Linked DNA regions of Homo sapiens: region 1 is linked to region 2. Evidence: chromatin contacts called from ENCODE Hi-C or POLR2A ChIA-PET data. All regions are on one chromosome and are shown on one strand. The core of a region is the stretch at or near the end of the contact, and the rest is flanking DNA. Distances in the headings are between cores, read along the strand shown.

The links. A loop is a pair of places that touch in the nucleus more often than their neighbours do. ChIA-PET counts read pairs that join two places held with the same protein, here RNA polymerase II (POLR2A). Pooled maps may share reads with other maps.
Region 1: a loop to region 2 is called in a map of Right ventricle myocardium inferior, with 3 times the contacts of the local background. The contact joins two enhancer-like sites. A Hi-C loop is called at or near these places in 5 of 168 maps with a recorded cell type or tissue (HepG2, IMR-90, Right ventricle myocardium inferior and 2 more) and 1 of 50 pooled maps. POLR2A ChIA-PET finds 5 or more read pairs at or near these places in 3 of 52 experiments (AG04450, OCI-LY7 and activated T-cell).

The regions. Positions count from the first base shown.
Region 1 is chr20:17,803,880-17,808,901 of GRCh38, forward strand. No RefSeq gene overlaps it. Among named protein-coding and RNA genes, the nearest start is that of BANF2, 110 kb to the left of the region's middle. Within about 2 kb of position 2,937, at least 23 of the 41 ENCODE cell types and tissues checked have a DNase peak (open chromatin) inside an H3K27ac peak, as active enhancers do.
Region 2 is chr20:17,746,714-17,752,013 of GRCh38, forward strand. No RefSeq gene overlaps it. Among named protein-coding and RNA genes, the nearest start is that of BANF2, 49 kb to the left of the region's middle. RefSeq lists an enhancer at 3,833-4,385. Within about 2 kb of position 3,863, at least 10 of the 41 ENCODE cell types and tissues checked have a DNase peak (open chromatin) inside an H3K27ac peak, as active enhancers do.

The DNA of each region.
Region 1 (5,022 bases), core at 1,687-4,186, 56 kb after region 2:
CCTCTGGTGGCCTTGATTTACCTCTGCCCTGGATGTGATGCAAGATGAGATTTTAAAGATGCTTGTGTGATCTTCCCTCCCATGATTTTCCACCAGATAGTTACTGCCCTTTGGCTTAGGCTCCAGAATGAGGTCATGTGGAACATCCTGAACCCAATCAGAAGTCTGGCCCAGACAAGCCCATTCAAGATCAGCCAACGGCAGCCAGCCTTCAGTCTCATGGATGTGAAATAAAATCTTTGTTGATGTAAACCACTGAGACTGTGGGCTTATTGGTTATGCAGCATTATTACAGAAGTAACTGACAGAACACCATCCACTGAGAGAACCACACTAGAAACTGGATGTCATCCTTTCCTCATCATGACTTTCCCTCATGCCTCACTTCCAACCCCCAAATCCTAAATATCCCTCAAAGCCGCTCCCTCCTCTCCAGCCCGAGTTTAGGCCTGCCTCATCTCTCTGGATTAGAATGGCCTTCCTGACTTTAGATTGGTACCCCCCAGTTCTACTTTCCCCACTGTAGCCAGGATGAGTTTTCTAAAGTATAAATCTGCTCCTGAGCCTCCCTTACTTAAGACCATGTTGTGGGTTTCAGTGAGGGGAGTGTCCATGGGTCTTAAGAAGGGGCATGTCCACGGCTTCCATGGGCAGATGCCACTGTCTACCCTGAACATGACTTAGTTCCAGCATTCCCTGCACTGAGTTGATCACCTTTTCCCCCTTACATAACACACAGCCAGGATGGGCTCTTGCTGGGTGCTACCTGACCAAGTGCCCTGTTCTTACCCCTAGGCTGCCCCTTAGGGCACTATTTAAATAGCCTATGGTTCTATTGGTGGGAATTAAATTAGGACAGTCATTACAGAAAACAGTATGAAGATTGCTTAAAAAACTGAAAGATAGGCCGGGCGCGGTGGCTCACGCCTGTAATCCCAGCACTTTGGGATGCCGAGGCGGGTGGATGATGAGGTCAGCAGATCAAGACCATCCTGGCTAACATGGTGAAACCCCGTCTCTACTAAAAAATACAAAAAAAAAAAAATTAGCCGGGCTTGGTGGCGGGTGTCCGTAGTCCCAGCTACTCGGGAGGCTGAGGCAGGAGAACGGCGTGAACCTGGGAGGTGGAGCTTGCAGTGAGCTGAGTTCGTGCCACTGAACTCCAGCCTGGGCGAAAGACAGAGACTCTGTCTCAAAAAAAAAAAAAAAAACTGAAAGATAGAATTACCATATCCAGCAGTCCCACCACTGAGCATATAGCCAAAGGAAATGAAGTCAGTGTGTCTGAGATGTCTGCGCTCCCATGCTCATTGAGCACTATTCCCAATATATGGAACCAACCTGTGTCTATCGACAGAGGAAGAGATAAAGAAAAGGTGGTTATATGCACAATGGAGCACTATTATCCCTTTAAAAAGAATAAAATCCTGTCATTTGTGACAACACGGGTGAACCTGGAAGACACTGTGCTTAGTGAAATAAGCCAGGCACAGGGAGACATATAGCACAAGATTTCACTCATCTGAGGATCTAAAAAGGTTGAATTTATAATAATAGAGCATGGAATGGTGGTTACCAGGAGCTGGGGGCAAGCGGGGAGGGCGTTGACCAAATAATATGAATTTCTAGTTAGACTGAAGGAATAAGTTTTTTTTTTTTTTTTTTTTTTTTTTTTTGAGGCAGAGTCTTGCTCTGTGGCCCAGGCTGGAGGGCAGTGGTGCGATCTCGGCTTACGGCAAGCTCCGCCTCCGGGGCTCACGCATTCTCCGGCCTCAGGCTCCTGAGTAGCTGGGACTACAAGCGCCCGCCACCATGCCTGGCTAATTTTTTGTATTTTTAGTAGAGACGGGGTTTCACCGTGTTAGCCAGGATGGTCTCGATCTCCTGACCTTGTGATCCACCCGCCGCGGCCTCCCAAAGTGCTGGGATTACAGGCGTGAGCCACCGTGCCCGGCCAGGAATAAGTTTTTAAGAGCTATTGCACAGCATGATGACCACAGTTAATAATAAAGCATTGTGTATTTCAAAATTGCTAAAATAATAGATTTTAAATGTTTTCACTACAAAAAAAATGGTAAATATGTGAGGTGATAGATATGTTAATTAGCTTGATATAATCATTCCACAATGTATACACATATCAAAACATCACATCATAACTCATAAATATATACAATTATTGTTTTTCAATTAAAGAAAAATTTTAAAAACAACACATGGCCAGGTGCAGTGGCTCACACCTGTAATCCTAGCACCATGGGAGGCCGAAGCAGGGAGACTACTCGAGGCCAGGAGTTCTAAACCTGCCTGGGCAACATAGCGAGACCCCATCTCAACAACAAAAAAATTTTAAATTAGCTGGGTGTGGTGAGGGGTGCCTGTTGTCCCAGCTACTTGAGAGGCTGAAGCAGGAGGACTGCTTGAGCCCAGGAAGTTGAGGCCGCAGTGAGCTAAGATTGCCACTGCACTCCAGCCTGAGCGACAGAGCAAGACCCTGTCTCAAACAAACAAACAAATAGCACATATGTACACATAAAATTGCCTGCGGCTTGTCTGGCTCTCTCATAAACTGTGAGCTCTCTGAGGACAGGACCGGAACACATTTTCCCTGAATAAAGTGAGCACATTTCCAGCCCCGAAGCCTGAGCCGCTGTGTCCCACATCCCATTCAGGAAGAGGGGGTTGTCCTAGAAGTAGCAGATCTGACTCAAAAACTCAAGGCAGGAGGGGTAACAATGCCAGAGAGAGAAGTAGCAGGGTAAGGAGGAGAAAGAAGGAAGAGGGAACGGAGCGAGGAGGAAAGGAATGAGAAATATAAAAATGGAGGAGTGAGGAAGGAATTCAGGAAAGACAAGGAATCCGCACAGGCAGAGACGCGGCTTTATCAGCTCTCTCCCTTCCAGCTCACTCCTCTCCACTCCCCCACAGAACTGCTCAGGCCATGTGTGCATTTGGCTCAGGACTCCAGTGCTGGTGCCAGAAGCATAAACCAGAGGGTGGGAGCTGCGTGGGGCCCAGACGAGGCGAGCCCTGTGGCCGGGCCCTCAGGACGTGGGGCCAGGCTGCTCCTCCCAGCCGCCCCGGGGGGGCAGGCCAAGAATTCTAGAAACCCTCTGCTGGGGAGAGCCCGAGGAGGCCCTGGCTGGGGTGACATCGGGAAAGCCCAGGGGGCCTGCTGCAGGCTGCGAGGAAGAAGGAGGCCGAGGTCATGGTGCAGAGGGCTGAGGAGGAAGTGAACCCCAGCTACAGGGTGCCCGGAAAGGGCTGGACCCACGGGGAATGTTGTGGCGGGGACCACATTTGGAGCAGCTCGGGACACAAGGGGTTTTGTCCCAAAGGAGACTCTGAACAGAGCCGCGGGCCCCGTCCTGGGAAAGCCGCTTGAGGGCACACCTGGCTGCTGCGTCCCAGAACTGCTGACGTCACAGTCACCTGGGGCGGGGAGGGGACTGGCGAGCTGTACTGTTTTTTTAAGTTTCCAATGATTATAAAAAGCAGCAAATGTGGGAACCATTGAACTGGATCAGGGTCAGCAAAACTTTTCTGTAAAGAGCCAGATGGTAAATATTTCAGGCATTTTAGGCCAGGATGGTCGGTCCCTGTCTCGGCGACTTGATTCTGTCGTTGTACTGAGAAAGCAGCCACATATGTGCAAAGGAATGAGCATGGCTCTATCTCGAAGAGACTTTTCAAAATTGAATTTCATTGATTTTTGAAATTTGAATTTTTTAAATTTGAATTTCTTGGAATTTTCATGTCATGAAACATTGTTCTGATTTTTTCCCCCAACCATTTAAAATATAAAAACCATCCTTAGCTCACACCTAGTGGTAGGCAGGATTTGGCCCAAGGGCTGTAGTTTGGTGATCATGGTCAGGCCAGTTCTGCCATAAAGAAATCAGTGTGGAAGCAGAGTGATTGCTTAGAAACTTTTAGAGCAATCTGACATTGCTCTGGCACCCAATCAAGTGTCTGCTGGACTCAACATGACCCAGGTGGGGCGACAGTGAACCCACAAGGTCAGTGACACATAGCGTGCTGCTTCATATGTGGTCAGTGATGGGTTGGAAATTTAAAAAAAAACAGGTCCTTTATACCCAGAAGGTTTGAAAAGTAGGGATCTCAAATCATTCCTTTGACCCCAGGGAGGGTTTGAATCTTCCCACCACAATCATACAATCACCCTAAAATATATAGTTATAACTACAGCAGGCAAACAAAAATATACATTTTTTGTGCATAGGAAAAAAAAATTGAAAAGGACTATAGCAAACGTTTAGTGAAGATTCTTTGAGTAGAATGTCAATGCATTTTTCTTTCTTTATATTCATCTGTGTTTTCCAAGTTTTCTTTAACGAATATGTGTGAATTTTATAATTAAGAGTTTTATGTGTTTTCTTAAAAACAAGTGGCTTTTAAGAAATTCTCTGGAGAATAATTTCTCCATTGGACAATCCTTCCCAGTGTCTCCCAAGCGTTCGGGAAGTGCTTTTTCATATTTAATCCACTTTTAGAGAAGCAGGGAAGAGAAAGAAGAAAATGGAAAACATATGTTGTCCTTCTGACTGCAGAGCCCCAGTTCTTGTCGTTCATTGTTATTTTTAACATAAGACTCATGGGCAGTAGTGGGGGTGGGGCATCAAGGCTGGAGATGTCATGAATGGTCATGAGTCCATTGTCACAGGACCGAAGTGAGTGGAGCCTCCTATGCTGACCTCTCAACTCTGGTGTCCCAGCAACCAGAGCCCAGTGTATGTCCGGTTGCTCAGGAACTGCAAGAAAAAGTGTGGGAGAAAGTTCACGGCAGCAGCACTTACTGCCAAGGAAAAAGCACAACTCTGAGTGCTGGGTATCATGGGCCTCAGTGGACCTGGGTTCGAATCCTGACTTGACCACTTTTTCACTGAGAAGCTCAGGCAGAGCACTGACATTTTCTGAGCCTCAATTTCCTCCCCAAGATAAGGTTGGGGGGTGGGGGGTGGGTAAACACACAACCCCCAAGCCGAGTGTCCCAGAGGCGAA
Region 2 (5,300 bases), core at 2,613-5,112:
TTTGTGCCTGTTTCTAGCAGATTCTTCAAAGCTGTGCACTGGTGCCCCCTTGATAGTAAAGTCTCTGTTTTATTTTAAGGATAATCTTTAACTGCACAAACTATGCTGCTTTAGTGCTTGGCCTGGTGATTGATTCTTCTTGGACCAGATTGAGAAGCCACTGTAGCCAGGGCACTGGGCAGAGAGTTAGAGGGCCGGATAATGCCATTAAGTGGGTGGGGGGCCAATGACAAAACACTTAGTTTGTCTGAGTTGCTGTTTCTTGGACTGTTAAATGAGAAAAGTAACTGATTTTCTTACCTCCTAGCTTTGTTTTGAAGAAAGCTCAAAAGTAGACATGAAGGCATTTTAAATAGAAAAGGAGGTGAGGTGGCCGAGTCCGGTGGCTCACACCTGTAATCCCAGCATTTTGAGAGGCTGAGGTGGGTAGATCACAAGGTCAGGAGTTCGAGACCAGCCTGGCCAACATGGTGAAACCCCATCTCTACCAAAAAGACAAAAATTAGCCAGGCATGGTGGGGCGTGCCCGTGATCCCAGCTATTCAGGAGGCTGAGGCAGGAGAATTGCTTGAACCCAGGAGGAAGAGGTTGCAGTGAGCCAAGATCACACCACCACACTCCAGCCTGGGTGACAGAGCAAGACTCCATCTCAAAACAAAACAAAACAACAACAAAAAAAAGCAAAGGAAGTGAGGTGCTGTGCAGCAATGGAACATGCAGTTATTGATATATTTTACTTTGGACAGCAGCTGCAGATGACTAACATTGGTGGCAGCTCCTCAGACCTCACCGTCTGTGTGCATGAGTCAGTGCAGGCTACGCTGTGCTGTGATAGCAACAACCACCCCCAGGAGCTCAGTGGCTTAGGACAGCAAAGCTGTCTATCTCATGCCCATTCCGTGCCCATCTCAGGTCTGCTGGGACAGCTCTGTGTTGTCCTGTCTCCACAACCTGAGCTGACACAGCAACCTCATCTTGAATGTATGCAGGATACTTCAGCAGAAAGAAGTGTCTCACACTAGCCATTAAATGCTCTGGCTCAGAAGTGACATGTCACTTTCACTAACAAACGGCTGGTCAGCACCAGTCACATGGCCCCACCCAGCCCCAAGGGGACCAGGTAGTGCTGTCTGCTGGGAGAGGAGAGAATGGAAAATTGGGGTGAACATCACAAATCACTACCATGTGAACCTATCTTGGGAGTGGGGGTGAGAGTCACAGGAAGTCCCCGAGAAGGCTCTGTTATAGGCAATGTTTGCCCCTTTTTTGTCTTTTTACAGATTTACAATGACTGAGTTTCTTAACCAATGTGCGTGGGTACGATGAATAAATCGTGGATTTACATTGTGAAAACTTTGGAAAATATAGGGGAATGTATAGAAGAAAATGAATAAGTTAGGAAATAAACCCTATCATCTAATATTTTATCGGATTTCTTTCCAGTCTTTTTTCAATTGCCTATAGGTACATTTTTAAATAATAGCTTTATTTCAATAAAATTTGTATACCATAAAATTTGTTCTTTTAAAGTGTACAACTTGGTGGTTTTCAGTATATTCACAGAGTTGATACAACTCTCGCCACTATTTGATTTTAGAATATTTTCATCACCCCAAAAAGGTATCCCCCTAGCAGTTGCTCCCCTCCCCCAGCCCAACCCAGCCCCTGGCGATCACAAATGGACTTTGTGTTTCTATGGATTTGCCTGTTCTGGACCTTTCATGTAAATAGAATCACATGCTGTGTAGTCTTTTGTGACTGGCTTCTTTCACTTAGCATCATGTTTTCAAGGCAAATCAATGTCACATGTATGCTGTATATTTTCAAAAGCAAATTGAGAGGCTGGGCGCAGTGGCTCATGCCTGTAATCTCAACACTTGGGAGGCCAAGGCGGGCAGATCACCTGAAGCTAGGAGTTCGAGACCAGCCTGGCTAACATGGTGAAATCCTGTCTCTACTAAAAAATGCAAAAAAATTTAGCTGGGCATGGTGGCGCATGCCTGTAATTCGAGCTACTTAGGAGGCTGAGGCAGAAGAATCGCTTGAACCCAGGAGGCAGATGATGCAGTGAGCCAAGATCACGCCACTGCACTCCAGCCTGGGGGACAGAGAGACGTCTCAAAAAAATAATTTAATAAATAAATAAAATTTTAAAATTTTAAAAATGATCTTATCAAACATAAGTTATCCTGTTTCTTTCATTTGTATGCTTTAAACATTTTCCCTCATCATTAAATCTTTTTGGAAAAATGGCTGTTTTTTTTTTTTTTTTTTTTTTTTTTAAGATGGAGTCTCGCTCTGTCGCCCAGGCTGGAGTGCAGTGGCCCTATCTCGGCTCACTGCAACTTCTGCCTCCCAGGTTCAAGTGATTCTCCTGCCCCAGCTTCCCGAGTAGCTGGGACTTCAGGCGCACACCACCACACCAGGCTTATTTTTGTATTTTTAGTATAGACGGGGTTTCACCATGTTGGCCAGGCTGGTCTCGAACTCCTGACCTCAGATGTTCTGCCCACCTTGGCCTCCCAAAGTACTGGGATTACAGGCGTGAGCCACCTCACCCAGCCTGAAAAATGGTTTTTAACGGCTATGTGTATAACAATCCATCAAATTTGTGTCCAATAATGTGTTGATTTGTGCCTTCTCTTTTTGACTTTTTGGCTTTCAGTTTTTTCACCATTACAATCAAAGCTTTTATGAGCAGCTATATACGTATTTTTTAAAAAATGAATGAGTGAATTCTAAAACAGAAATCTTTGCAATATTTTCCATTCTTCTTTTAAGGAAGATGCCTAAGAATGCATTTAACTGAATAAGAAGGCAGAAACATTTTTAAGACTTTTGATTCTTACTGCAGCTGGTTTTTCTAGTCACCAACCTGGGGACTGGCTTCATGTTAGTCTGATGACATCCTACCCCATCTCAGAGTAAAACCAAATTTCTTAAGATGGTCTGGAAGACCCTGCACAATCTGGACCTATTCCTTCTCTCATCTCCTCTCCACCCTGGCCATACCGGCCCCTTGTTGGTCCTTAAACACACCAGAGCCGCTTGTTGGCAGAGAGGCCTCCCAGCCTCTGCACGGCTCCTCCTGTGCCTGGAGCAGCCTTCCCCAGCCTCCACCCAGCTCACTCACCCTTTAAGACTCTGCTTACACTTTCGCAGGAGGCCCTCTCATTAAAAACACCGCCCCTATCTCCTCTACCAGCTTTATAAAATGTTTTTTCTTCACAGTAGCCCTTATCATCTTCTAATATAATTTTAAAATGTACTTATTTTATTATGTCAACCCATTCAAATTAATCACTAGGGCCTGGCCCTGTGCCTAGTATGAGTAGGCATGCAATAAGTAAGTGTTGAATCAAGCCAATGGCCAGCACTGAGAGCTGGGGGCCTCTACTGCCCAGCCATCCGACCCTCTTCCCCGGCCATCAGTGGGAGCTCTGGTGTTCTACTAAGTCCCCGTCAGCTGTTCCTTCTTGACTCAGCTCTGGAGCAAACTAGAAAGACAACTGCCTCAAGGGTTGTTTGTTCTGCCTTGTGGTGAAACCTGGAAGAGGTTGACCCTGAGAGAAAAATTCGCTCGTGACTGGGGTGAGCAAAGGTTTGTTTCTGGGAGGCGTGCAAAGCTTCCCAGGGCTCACACAGGGTGGAGCCCTCCAGGGACCCCCAGTGGCCCACCCAACTTCCAGACCCTGACTGCCCATGGGACAGACTCAGGTGCTGTGACCTCACCAGGACCTGCCAGGGATCAAACTCTCATGCCCAAACAAGGACGGCAGCCCCCTGGTGCTCCTGAAAGCAGGCAGTTTCCTGAACAGCCACAATGTGACCCAAGCGATGGGGCGGGAGAGGAAGAACCCACGGGAAGCAGGGAAATCCCTTGGCTGGCTGAGTCCGGCAAAGCCGCGGGGACCTCTCGGGAACCTCCCCATTGTGTAACACTTCCGGCCAGTCTCCTTAGGCTTCCAGGGCAGGCACAGGATCAAAATTCCCAAACCTAATACAGTTATGTTTTTAAAGTGTCCATAAGTCAATGGACAAACAATGCCCCATAATTAATGGCCTCAGGGTTGGGCCCTCAGCAAAGGAAGCAAAATCAGAGCTGCTCGGGGTCACCCACAGGCAAGCAGGCCCCTCCTTAGACCAAAGGGCTTCTCTCTCACTCCCCATAAGGATGTTGTCCACCCAGGCCCCTGGGGGCCCAGCCACTACTGAGGTTACCCACTCCTGGCTCAGAACATTCTGGAATTCCTCCTTTGGAATGGCCACTAGAGCCCCAAGTGGTTCTCTATACTATTCTCAACATGGTGACGACCCATTTGATCCATTCTCAACAAGTCTTCTGAAGATCCATTTGAGTGACTGAGTTATGGAATATGGTCTCTTACAAAACTCTGTTGAAGTGTAATACCCACAGAAAGATGCACAAATTATTGGCGAACAGTGTGATGAATTTTCAGAAGTGACCACAGCCACTTAACTACCACCCAGGTAAAGAACAGGACATTACTGGCAGGCCCCTCGGGCCCCGTCTCAGACGGGTCCACTTTCCCACAGCTGACATCTAGCAGCAGAGAGCGTTTAGTCTATTTATGAACTTTATATAAATGGATGTGTAAAATATGTGCAGTTCTGTGTCTGGCTCCTTTCCATGTTATGTTGGTGTGATTCATCCATGATATTGTGTGCAGTAATAATTCATTCTTTCTCGTGGCTGTATAGTATTCCATTGTATGAATAGACTACTCATTGGCTATGACAGATAGTGCTGCTAAGCATATTCTTGTACGTGTCTTTTGGTAAACACATGCTCTCGTTTCTCTTGGGTGTACTTCAAAGTGGGATTGCTGAGTAACAAAGCATATGTATGTTAATTTCATTGGACACTGCCAAACAGATGCCCAACATGGTTGGACCAATTTATACTCCTGCCAGCCATGTACGGGAAGTCTGCTTGCCCCAAATCCTTATCGACACTGGGTGGGTCAGTCTTTTTAGTCTTATCAATTCTGGGGGAGGTGTAGTAGCATTAAATTTTTCAGGATTTTTAAAGTTAAATTTTAATTTTTTTAGAGGCAGAGTCTTGCTCTGTGACCCCAGGCTCAGTGATGCAATCATGGCTCACTGCAGCTTCAAACTCCTGGGCTCAAGTGATCCTTCCGCCTCAGCCTCCGGAGCAGCCGGGATTATAGGTGTGTGCCACCATACCCACATTTTTCAGTTTTAATTTGCATTTAGAAATATGGTCTTCATTGTTAAAAATCTTAACGTGTGGCTGTAAAAGACGGAAAGGGACATCC